Linked DNA regions of Homo sapiens: region 1 is linked to region 2. Evidence: read pairs that join two places in POLR2A ChIA-PET (ENCODE). Cell type or tissue: MCF 10A. All regions are shown on one strand. Region 1 holds the start of GRK2 (G protein-coupled receptor kinase 2). Region 2 holds the start of LOC100130987 (a long non-coding RNA gene).

Region 1 (5,000 bases), 52 kb after region 2:
CTGATGAAATGTAGAACCAGAAGTCTGAAGCCCTGATCTGTTGGCCAGGTGCCACCTGGGACTACCTGTGTGACTCGGGGCAGGCCACTCACCTCTGGAGCTTCAGTTTCCCCATCTGTTCCACAGGGACAAAACCACACCTGTCCTCGCCACCCCATGCGCTGCTGAGAGGCTCACACAGTGGAGAGATACTCTATCAGCCATAAAATGCTGGACAAACCGCAGCAATCGTCCACATCCTGTGTACTTTTGCACCTACATCCTGAACAGTCTAAACTTTGATACCAGGTGTGATGTCAGTTGTCTTACAGAGGCGGCAGCTAAGGTCCAGCCATTGCAGGTGTGCTGGGAGGGCCCCTGGTCAACAGCACCCACGGGGCACCATATGCAGGGCCTGCCAGAGGAGAAATGTAGGGGAGAGGGCACAGGGGATGTTTCCCCGACCTGAGCGCGGTCCGAGGGGGAGGGTGCCCGCAGCACCCTAGGTCCTGCTCACCACGCCGCCCTGAAAGCACTCTCGAGCCCAACTCCAGGACAGCGACCCCACCAGAGGGTGGGAGAAGAGTCCGGAAGACTGGCTGTCCCCCAACACCTCACACAAGTGTAGACTGGAGGAGAGACGGGTGGGGGTAGTGGAAACCCTAAAGCGAGTGCCGTGAGCAGGGACAGCAAAAGGGTGGGTGACATCGTCAGGCGAGGTAAATGGTGGCCAGCGGAGGGGAGGGGACCCCACAGGGACCAAGGGCTGCTCCGAGAAGGATGAAGGGGCGCGCCGGGCCCCCGTGGGAGAAGGCGGGAGCCAGGGGCTGACAGCGACTTCGGGGGGCCGGTGGAGCACGATAAGGAAGCAGCAGGGCGGCCAGGGGGACCCGACTGGGTCCGGGGACCGATGGGGCAGAGGAGCTCCGGAGTTGGGGCGCTCCGGGCTCAGGCGCCCAGGGTCTGGGGCTTAGGGTCTGGACCCGCAGGCGCCAAGGCCGGGCTGCTCCGGGCTGGGGGGCCGACAGGGGGTTGCGAGAGCCGGCCCCGGGGGTCCAGGTCGCGGGGTCGAGCATGGGGCCAGGGTCTCGGGGCCGCGGCCGGGGCGCCCGCGGGGTCGGGCCGGGGCCGCGGGCAGCTTCTCCTCACCTGGGCTCGGGCAGCAGGATCTTCTTGCTGGCGCGCGCGGCCGGCGTGGCCTTGCTCTTCTCCATGGCCATCAGGTAGCTCACGTCGGCCAGCACCGCCTCCAGGTCCGCCATCTTGGCGGCGGCGCTGCCTCCTCCCGCCGCCGCCGCCGCCGCCGCCGCTCCTGCTCGCTCGGCGCTCGGCCCGGCCCGGCCGCGGCTCGCTCGGCCTCGGGCGCCGACGCCTCCCGCCTGGCCCTGCTCGGCGCCCGCGGCTCCGCTCGCCGCCGCTCACAGGCGGCGCCGCCCCATGGCGCCGGCTCGGGCCCGGCCCCGGCTCGCGCTCCGCTCCCGCCGGGACTGCAGTCGGGGCGCCGCCGCCGCCGCCGCCCGCGCGCCCGCGCCCCGGAGCCGCCGCCGCCTCCGGCCCCGCCTGCCGCGCACAACGCCAGCGAGCCCGCGAGGGGCCGAGCCGGGCGGGCGACGGCGCCCCCTGGAGGCCGCGCGGAATCTGACCCCGAACCAGACCTGCGACCGCGGGCTCAGACCCTGGCCGTGACCTCGGCCCTCGATGCTGGACGGAGACCCGGGCCTGGAACACGACAGGGACCCGGCACGGAAGACGACCCGAGACCCATTCTCTGACCACAACCTCGGGTCACATCTCTGGATCCCAGGCTCCCCAGTCGGGCCGCAGCCCTGACACCAAACGTGATCACAGGGAACCTGGACGCTCACCAAGACACAGATTCAGACCTCTGAACACCATCCTGGGACTTTCATCTCAGACCCTGGCTATAACCCCGGACTCCCTGACCTTGGACGCAGTCCACGACCTGACACCAGACTCCAAACAGGACCCCAGACTCAAACCTTGGCCCACCACCTCAGACTCTAACCATGACCTCAGATCACAGCCCTGGGTCTCCAACGCCATACCCAGACTGCGACACTCACCTCAGACCCCCAACAGGTCCCCAGATCCAGATTTTGGACCATGACCTCGATCCCATCCTGGTTACTGACCCCAACCTTGATTCTGACCCTAGGCTACTACCATGACCCTGAACTCTAGACTTGGGGTCAGGACTCAGACCTAGATTGGACTGTCAACTCCAGATCACTGTCCTAGACTCAACACCCAGAACTGTGGACACGGACTCAGGACTAGGACGTCTAACCTGGGACCCACACTGGACCCAGAATCCTTAGTAGGTCACCCAGAACCTGGGACCTGACAACTGCAGCGCAGTTACAGGCTTCCCCCATCCCTGATCCCACCCCTCCTACTCTAGAACCAATCCTGGCCGCAGAAGGCCCACTCAGGATCAAGTACCCTGCACCCAACCCCACCCCCCAACCAGCTCATAGACCCAGGTCCCTGGCCAGCACTCTTGGCAGCTCCCTTCCCTGTACCCCATCCCATCCAGATGTTCCTTCAGGATGGTTCCACATGTAGTTACGGTAAAAACTCTCCCAGCCCGGAAGCGCACAGAGGTTTCAGTGCTGCCTGGCAGGGGAAACCCACCCTGCTGAGAGCCCACCCAGAGTGGGGAAAGCCAGGTGTCTCAAGGCAGCATTCCTATCTCAACATGCCCCTCTCTAGAGCCTCTCTTTGCTTTCAAAGTGACAGGACCCTCCTCCCAGCCCTGGGCACATAAAGCTCAAATCTCATTACCATGCTGTGGGCCAGCAGCCAGCATCCTTTTGCAAAGCAAGGCCCCCATCTCTGTGCACCTCTAGGCTACCATCTTGGATCAGCCCCAACAGAACCTGGAACCAGAGCATGTCAGAGCTTGTGAGGTTCTCCTCTCAGTGGGTGGTGAGTCACTCGCCACCCATATACCCATGTCAGAGCCTCAGTTTTCTTTTCCCCAACTGCTCCTTCATTCTCTCCCCTTCTCTAATCTAATTTGTCACCATAGTCTCCTGTCTGGCCTCCTGAGAATCTCCGTGAATCTGTCTACTTCTCAGGGTCCTCATGGCCAGCCACTGCCCTGATGCAGGCCCTGACCAGGGATGCTTTTCCCAAATCTAGATCTGATGGAGTCACTGCCTGCTTGGCACCCAGAAGCAGCTCTCCAGGCCTTCTGGGGCTACTGAGAGTGAGAGACCTAGAGGGGTCTCTAGGACTCACCACACTCTGCCCAAAGCAGATTAGGTGAACAAACTCCTTAATCTGCAAGTCAAGATCTTGGAGGACTTGGACCTTGAATGCTCCAGTTTGTTTCGCTACCATCCTCTGCACCTGGAGTTTCCCCACCAACTCACCCACCCATTCTCACTTCTGTGCCTCTGCTGTTTCCTGGGCCTGGAAGCCCTTCTGTGTACCTTCCTCCGTGGACAACTCCTACTCATCCGCTAAGACTCACCTCCTCCAGGTAGTCTTCCCTGACTCCCTGACCCCAACTATGTACATCTCCAATTCTACACTTACCACCTTCTAGGCCCTGTTTTCCATTTTCAGTTGCAAGATGCATTGTTGCAAGTTTCGACAGTGGGGAGTGAAGCCTCGTTACATGTCAGCATCAATTGGAAAATGCATCCTGATGTTGGAAATGCTGATATATATATTTAAAGAGGACATACTGTCCCCCACTGTCACTGGTGCCCCTAGTTCATCCTTTGCTCCCAGTGCCCACCACAGGACCCGACTCAAAGGCATCAGTGTTTGATGAGTGAATGAATGAGTGAATGAGCTCTTGGAACACATGGGTTTTGGGGTGGAACAAGGCCAGATGCCACAACATGAAGCCTCTAACCTCCTCTCCCCACAGCCCTGTCCTGACTCCTCTGGACTGCGAGCACAGCCACATGTCAGCCAGGGTTTTCGGGAATAGCCTCTATTTTAAAAATTCTACCTGATGAACTTGTTGGACCAGAGTCTGTGTGTGAGTTCTGAAATGCCAGCCATCCTGTTCCAAGAGGTGGCCTTACCTTCCCATCCCCACCTAAAAACTCAGTCCCTCCCACCCACAGCCCAATCCACACCCCCTGCCAGGCCTGAAGCTGGGGTCTTTTGAGGGGGGCTGGTCTCCCTTCATTGATTCCTGGGCCCAGGAAAAGTGACTTCAGGAAGCTCCAGGTTCAGAAGAGGTTGGTGTGAGCCCTAGGCCTGGGGAAGACTGGTTTTGGGGACGGTGTTGCCTCTGTTGGTCCTAGGAAGGTCGATTGCAAACTTGCCTTCACAGGCAGGCCTTCCTTCTCTCAACAAACCTTTGTTCTGTGCCTAGACTGCTCCAGGCCCTGACCAGGATGCTAGGAGTGCAAAGTGGAGTAGAGCCCCATCTCTGCTCAGCTGGCAGCCCCACAGACACATCATTACTTGGCATCGCCACTGGATGACTAATAGATGTTGCAAACTTAGCGCGGCCCACACTGAGCTCTTGCTCCCACTACCCAGCCCCTGTCCAACCTGCTCCTCTCCCGCCTCCCCATCTCAGGCGTGGATCCTCCATTTTCCCAAAATGTAGGAGCTGTCCTCGATTCCTCTCTTTCCTCACCTGGCCCCCACCCCGATGTATACCCCTGCTGTCATACAGCATCTCTGGCGTATCTGTCTCTGAAGTACATCCTTGATCCGTCCACTGTGCCCTGCTAAACCCTGGCCCGAGTCTCAATCACCTCTCGCCTGCATGCCTGCACCAGCCTCCTCTCCGCGCGCCCTGCCGTTCCTGTGGGTTGAGCTTCTATAGATCTCCATCAAAGCCCACCCCCAACGACTGCCCCTGCACTTAGGATAAAATCCACCCCACTTCCTGTGGCCCATGAGACCCGCACAGACTGGTGCCTGCCTATCTCTCTAACTCAGCAATTTCCATTCTTCCCCTTCCTCTTAGTCTCCAGCCTCTCTGGTCTTCCTTCTGTCACTAGAACAAGCCAAGTCCATTTCCA
Region 2 (5,000 bases):
TTGGCATATCCACATTGTTTACATGCTTTAGGAGGTTCAGAAGCTGTCTTCTTGATTCTCTCATTACACAGTGTGACTCGACAGCGATCTCTCCTGCCTCTGAATCTTCAGAGCAGTAACCTGGACCTCTCTATGACACATCACTTTCTACTTGAATTTTATATGTTTTAAATGCATAATTGATCTCCTCTACTAGACTGTATTTCCTGAGGGCAGAGAGTGTCTTATACATCTTCATATCCCTCACAGCACCCTGCACAGTTCCATGTACACAGTAGGTGCTCAAAAAATATTCATGGAAAGCCAAGCGTGGTGGCTCACACCTGTAATCCCACCATTTTGGGAGGCTGAGGTGGGCAGATCACCTGAGGTCAGGAGTTCAAGACCAGCCTGGCCAACATGGTGAAACCTCATCTCTACTAAAAATACAAAAATTAGCCAGGCATGGTGGCGTGTGCCTGTAATCTCAGCTACTTGAGAGGCTGAGGCAGGAGAATCGCTTGAACCCAGGAGGCAGAGGGTGCAGTGAGCCGAGATCACACCACTGCCCTCCAGCCTGAAAGACAAAGTGAGACAAGACTCCGTCTCAAAAAAAAAAAAAAAATTTCACGGAATATAGCTTCCATATAAAGATGTTTGTTGGACGAATGAAGGCTTGTTCGTGAAATTATTGGATGTTCCCAGATTTTTAAAATACTTTTTTCATTAATTTAAAACTCCTTGTTACAATTTTCTCAATTAACACAAAGCTTGAACTCAATGCAAGCAGCATAGAATTCTTACGCATTCTTTATAACCATGAAAGTAACCAGTCTTATGTAAATACATAATTCTATATTCAGCTGTTTTTGCATCATAAGTACTCACATCCTCTATGAATCTTAAGTATCCACCCTACTATGTGGCATTAAGCCTGCATCCTCCCTAAATGCTGTGTGGTAACGCTATAATTCAGCCTACAGCTGAAGGGAGGCAATACACTGGCCTTGAGCATCCAACCTTGGGTGAAAAGACTCAAGTTTCCCCATCAAAATCAGCCTATAAAACCATCCTGCCTAGCCAGGTGTGGTGGCTCACGCCTGTAATCCCAACAATTTGGGAGGCCGAGGCGGGCAGATCTCTTGAGGCCAGGAGTTTGAGACCAGCCTGGCCAACATGGTGAAACCCCATCTCTAACAAAAAATACAAAAATTAGCCGGGAGCGATGGCACACGCCTGTAGTCCCAGCTACTCAGGAGGCTGAGGCACGATAATCGCTTGAACCCAGGAGGAGGAGGTTGCAGTAAGCAGAGATCACGCCACCGCACCCCAGCCTGGGTGACAGTGAGACCCTGTCTCAAAATAAACAAACGAACAAAAAGCAAAAAACCGCCCTGCTTAGGAGAATGAACTTGCCCAGAAATAAAGTGAATTCAAAAATTAAGAAAAGGTCTTATGGTGGCTAGGGACTATTGTAGAAATTATCAGAAACGATAGTTGGGACCTGGGATAGCAGTTCCTCTATGCAGTCCCTGGGCTAAAAACTTACATGCGTCATCTCATTTAATCCTCAAAAACCTGAGGTAGTATTAACATTATCCCCAATCTTGCAAATGAAGAAGCTGAGTCTCAAGAGATGTCCTAACTTTGCCCAAAGTCACAAACCCAAGTTTCTCTGACTCTAGATCCCAAGCTGAGAGTCTTGCTCAGATCATCCCAGGTCCCCTTCTTTCTTCTTGCACTTGGGGTGCAATAAGGGGCAATGGGGCCAGCAGTGTGTAACATACTGCACCGTAGGAAGAGACGTTAGGATCATCGGTCTCAGCCTCCGTATTTTACAGAGGAAGGAACTCGTAGGTCACACAGAGCCAGGGGGCTGCTCTGCAACAGAATCTCAATGGACACTAGAATTCCAGTCCAAGCCCCATTTTACAGAGCGTGGGAACTGAAGCCCACCGGGCCTGGGGGCCTCCCGGGTTCCGAATCCACCAGCGGCTGAGCCAGATCCAGCCCCGGGCGCACTCACTGCCCTGTCTGATTCTACCTCCGCGTTCACCTGCGCCGCGAACCCTCCCCGTGGGCTGCCAGCGCCCGGGAGTACCTGTCGGCCGCGCGCAGGCCCTCGGCTCGGGGTGACAAGACGCTGGCGCGGGCAAGCGGGGCTTCGCGGGCCACAGCCAGATCTCGGCCTCGAGGACCCGGGTCGCCACGCCAGCCCCTTTCCTCAGAACGCCGAGGCCTCAGGAGCGTGTGCGCGCCGGGACGCCCCAGAGAATTTGGAAGCGCTGGTCCCGGAGGCAAGGCCGGCTTGGTCTCCTCTCCTCAATCCCCCGACGCCATCCCCTGGACCTTCTGCAGACCGGGTCCCAGCCCCAGCGCACCTCAGGAAGAAACAACACCTTCGCGCTTAGCTGAGTCAAGCGGCCAGGACTCTAGAAGGGGCGAGGTTCCCATGGCAACGAGGGAAACTCTTTGCGCCTGCGCAGAGGCGCTCGGCACGCTGGGAAATGTGGTTTCCGGGTTGTCCCTGGAGGCTAAGGGAATGGACACAAGGTGGCGCGCGAACGTTGCGGTCGATGTGGCTAAGCCCGGGTCCCCAGCTGCCGGGCGCTGCGGGCGCAGGAGAGGCCGCGAAGGTCTGAAAGGTAGTTTCTCTGAGGCGTCTGGGATGCGGAGTGAAGAGAAGGAGGCACAGTCTCTTCAGCGCGGTTGATTTTGCCGTTTGAAAACTTGGCCTAACAAGCGGCAGCCCTGGCTAGGGCGAGGGCAGTTGCTTCCGAGGCCCCGCCCCAGCCTGGGCTGAGCCGGGAGCGGCCGAGGGAGGGGGCTGTGACGGTGGGAGCTGGTTCCGGAGGGAAGCGCGCGACGGTCGTGCTGCAAGCGTTCCAGGTCCAGGCTGGGCGACCCCTCGCGCTGCTGAGAGGCTCCTATGCCCGGTGGGAGTTGAAGTCGGGCTCCGGGAGCAGCAGTCATCCTGATCCTCCCACCCGCGAGCTCCAAGCACTTCTGGATCCAGGTCCCGCCTTGGGCGGAAATGTGCAGTCAGTTGACTGCCCAGGAGCCACCTTCCCCGCTCCCGCGTTAGTCTCTTGGAATGAGAATCTAGAAACCTAGGATCTGATTCCGGCTCTGTTAGAGATTAGTAGTTACTTCTCTGAGCCTCAGTTTCCTCATTTCTAGAAAACGATGGTATTGGGGCAGGCGCGGTGGCTCACGTCTGTAATCCCAGGACTTTGGGAGACGGAGGGGGTGGATCACCTGAGGTCAGGAGTTAGAGACCAGCCTGGGCAACATGGCGAGACCCCCTCTTCTACTAAAAATATGAAAATTAGCCAGCGTCGTGGCACAAAAAAAAAAAAAGAAAAGATTTTTTTTTTTGGAGATGGAGTCTCTCTCTGTCGCCCAGGCTGGAGTGCAGTGGCACTATCTCGGCTCACTGCAAGCTCCGCCTCCCGGGTTCACGCCATTCTCCCGAGTAGCTGGGACTACAGGCGCCCGCCACCATGCCCGGCTAATTTTTTTGTATTTTTAGTAGAAACGGGGTTTCACCGTGTTAGCCAGGATGGTCTCGATCTCCTGACCTCGTTATCCACCCGCCTTGGCCTCCCGAAGTGCTGGGATTACAGGCGTGAGCCACCCCGCCCGGCCACAAAAGTGCTTTATAAAGCATTACCTGGAATGGGGGCGGGGGGGAGCCCTCAGACAACCTAAATGTTCATCAATAAATGACCACTTAACTGATGGATTCCATAAAATAGAACATGTGTGGTTATTTTTTAAATGAGGCAAATCTTTTATGTACTATTTGGGGGGAAAACTCAAATGGCGTTTTTCCTCTGCTCTCACACCATCACAATTATCAACACGTAAGACTTTGGTGACCAAAGATATTGGGTTGGCCAGGCGCAATGGCTCACGCCTGTAATCCTAGCGTTTTGGGAGGCCGAAACGGGTGGATCACCTGAGGTCAGGAGTTCGAGACCAGCCTCGCCAGCATGGTGAAACCCCCATCTCTACTAAAAATACCAAAAAAAATTAGCCAGGCATGGTGGTGGGCACCTGTAATCCTAGCTACTCGGGAGGCTGCGGCAGGAGAATCGCTTCAACCTGGAAGGTGGTGGTTGCAGTGAGCCAAGATTGCGCCATTGCACTCTAGCCTGGGTGGACAAGAGTGAGAATCCATCTCAAAAAAAAAAAAAAAAGGTGTGGGGTTTTTCTCCCCACACACCAAGCAACAGACCAGCTGGGTGGCCTCCAATTCAATTCCAACTCTGTCTACCGGGAGATAGTGTCGGATCGCACAGGTTGAGGCTCAGCCCCCAAGACTGCATCTCCCTCCCCTCAGATCCCAGTCAAAAGTCCAGGCCTCCAGAACTTCTGCCTGACCAGCTTCAAGTTGGGGTTCCCACGATCCCCTCTTTCGGTTTGATTAATTTGCTGGAGCAGCTCACAGAACTCAAAGAAACACTTACGTTTAGTGGCTTATTATAAAGGATACTACAAAGGATAAAGGTGAAAAGATGTGCACGGGGGAGGGTGCGGAGTGTGCACACCCTCCCTAGGTGCACCACCGGGGAGGAACCTGCACATGGTCAGCTACCCAGAGCTCCAAGAAGCCAGTCCTCTTGGGTTTTTAATGGAAGCTTCATGACATCAGCATTCCTTACACCAGGGTATAGAGTGAGGAGGAGGGTCTCTCTGGGGAGGGTCTTATAACCCACAATCTGAAAGTGAGGGTGAACAGTAGAGCCCTGCCTTGGGGCAAGGGAGAGGAGGGCAGAATGTCAAGAGGTTGTTTCCTGCGGCCTGCTCCTGAGGCCTGACACACTCAACATTAGAACAAAAGACTGAACAAGGGCTATGAGGGTTATGAGCCAGGAGCCTGGATGAAAACCAATGTATATATAACACCACGGTACCGATGTGGAACTCTGATATGAACCAATTTTCAAAGTGTAGAATAGTATGTTAACATGCTATTGTCTGTATTTTTAAAAAATACACATACCAATATATTTGAT

Evidence for each region. ChIA-PET counts read pairs that join two places held together with the same protein. Peaks named below come from ENCODE experiments on the same cell type or tissue, not always from the same donor. Only the 100,000 strongest peaks of a DNase experiment are listed, where the experiment ranks them.
Region 1: POLR2A ChIA-PET joins it to region 2 with 24 read pairs; 31 of 35 experiments call an interaction of 5 or more read pairs at or near these places.

Annotation. Positions count from the first base shown.
Region 1 is chr11:67,262,941-67,267,940 of GRCh38, reverse strand. GRK2 (G protein-coupled receptor kinase 2) reads right to left here and starts at 1,468. Exons shown (of 21, transcript NM_001619.5): 1 at 1,129-1,468. The coding sequence starts at 1,241. RefSeq lists a silencer at 1,480-1,679. In MCF 10A, a CTCF peak has its summit at 1,621 (motif pointing left); DNase peaks (open chromatin) are centred at 1,590, 2,890 and 4,440.
Region 2 is chr11:67,315,278-67,320,277 of GRCh38, reverse strand. LOC100130987 (a long non-coding RNA gene) reads right to left here and starts at 2,439. Exons shown (of 4, transcript NR_024469.1): 1 at 2,081-2,439. RefSeq lists a silencer at 2,019-2,068 and enhancers at 2,289-2,718, 2,759-2,808. In MCF 10A, a CTCF peak has its summit at 2,526 (motif pointing right); DNase peaks (open chromatin) are centred at 2,477 and 3,017.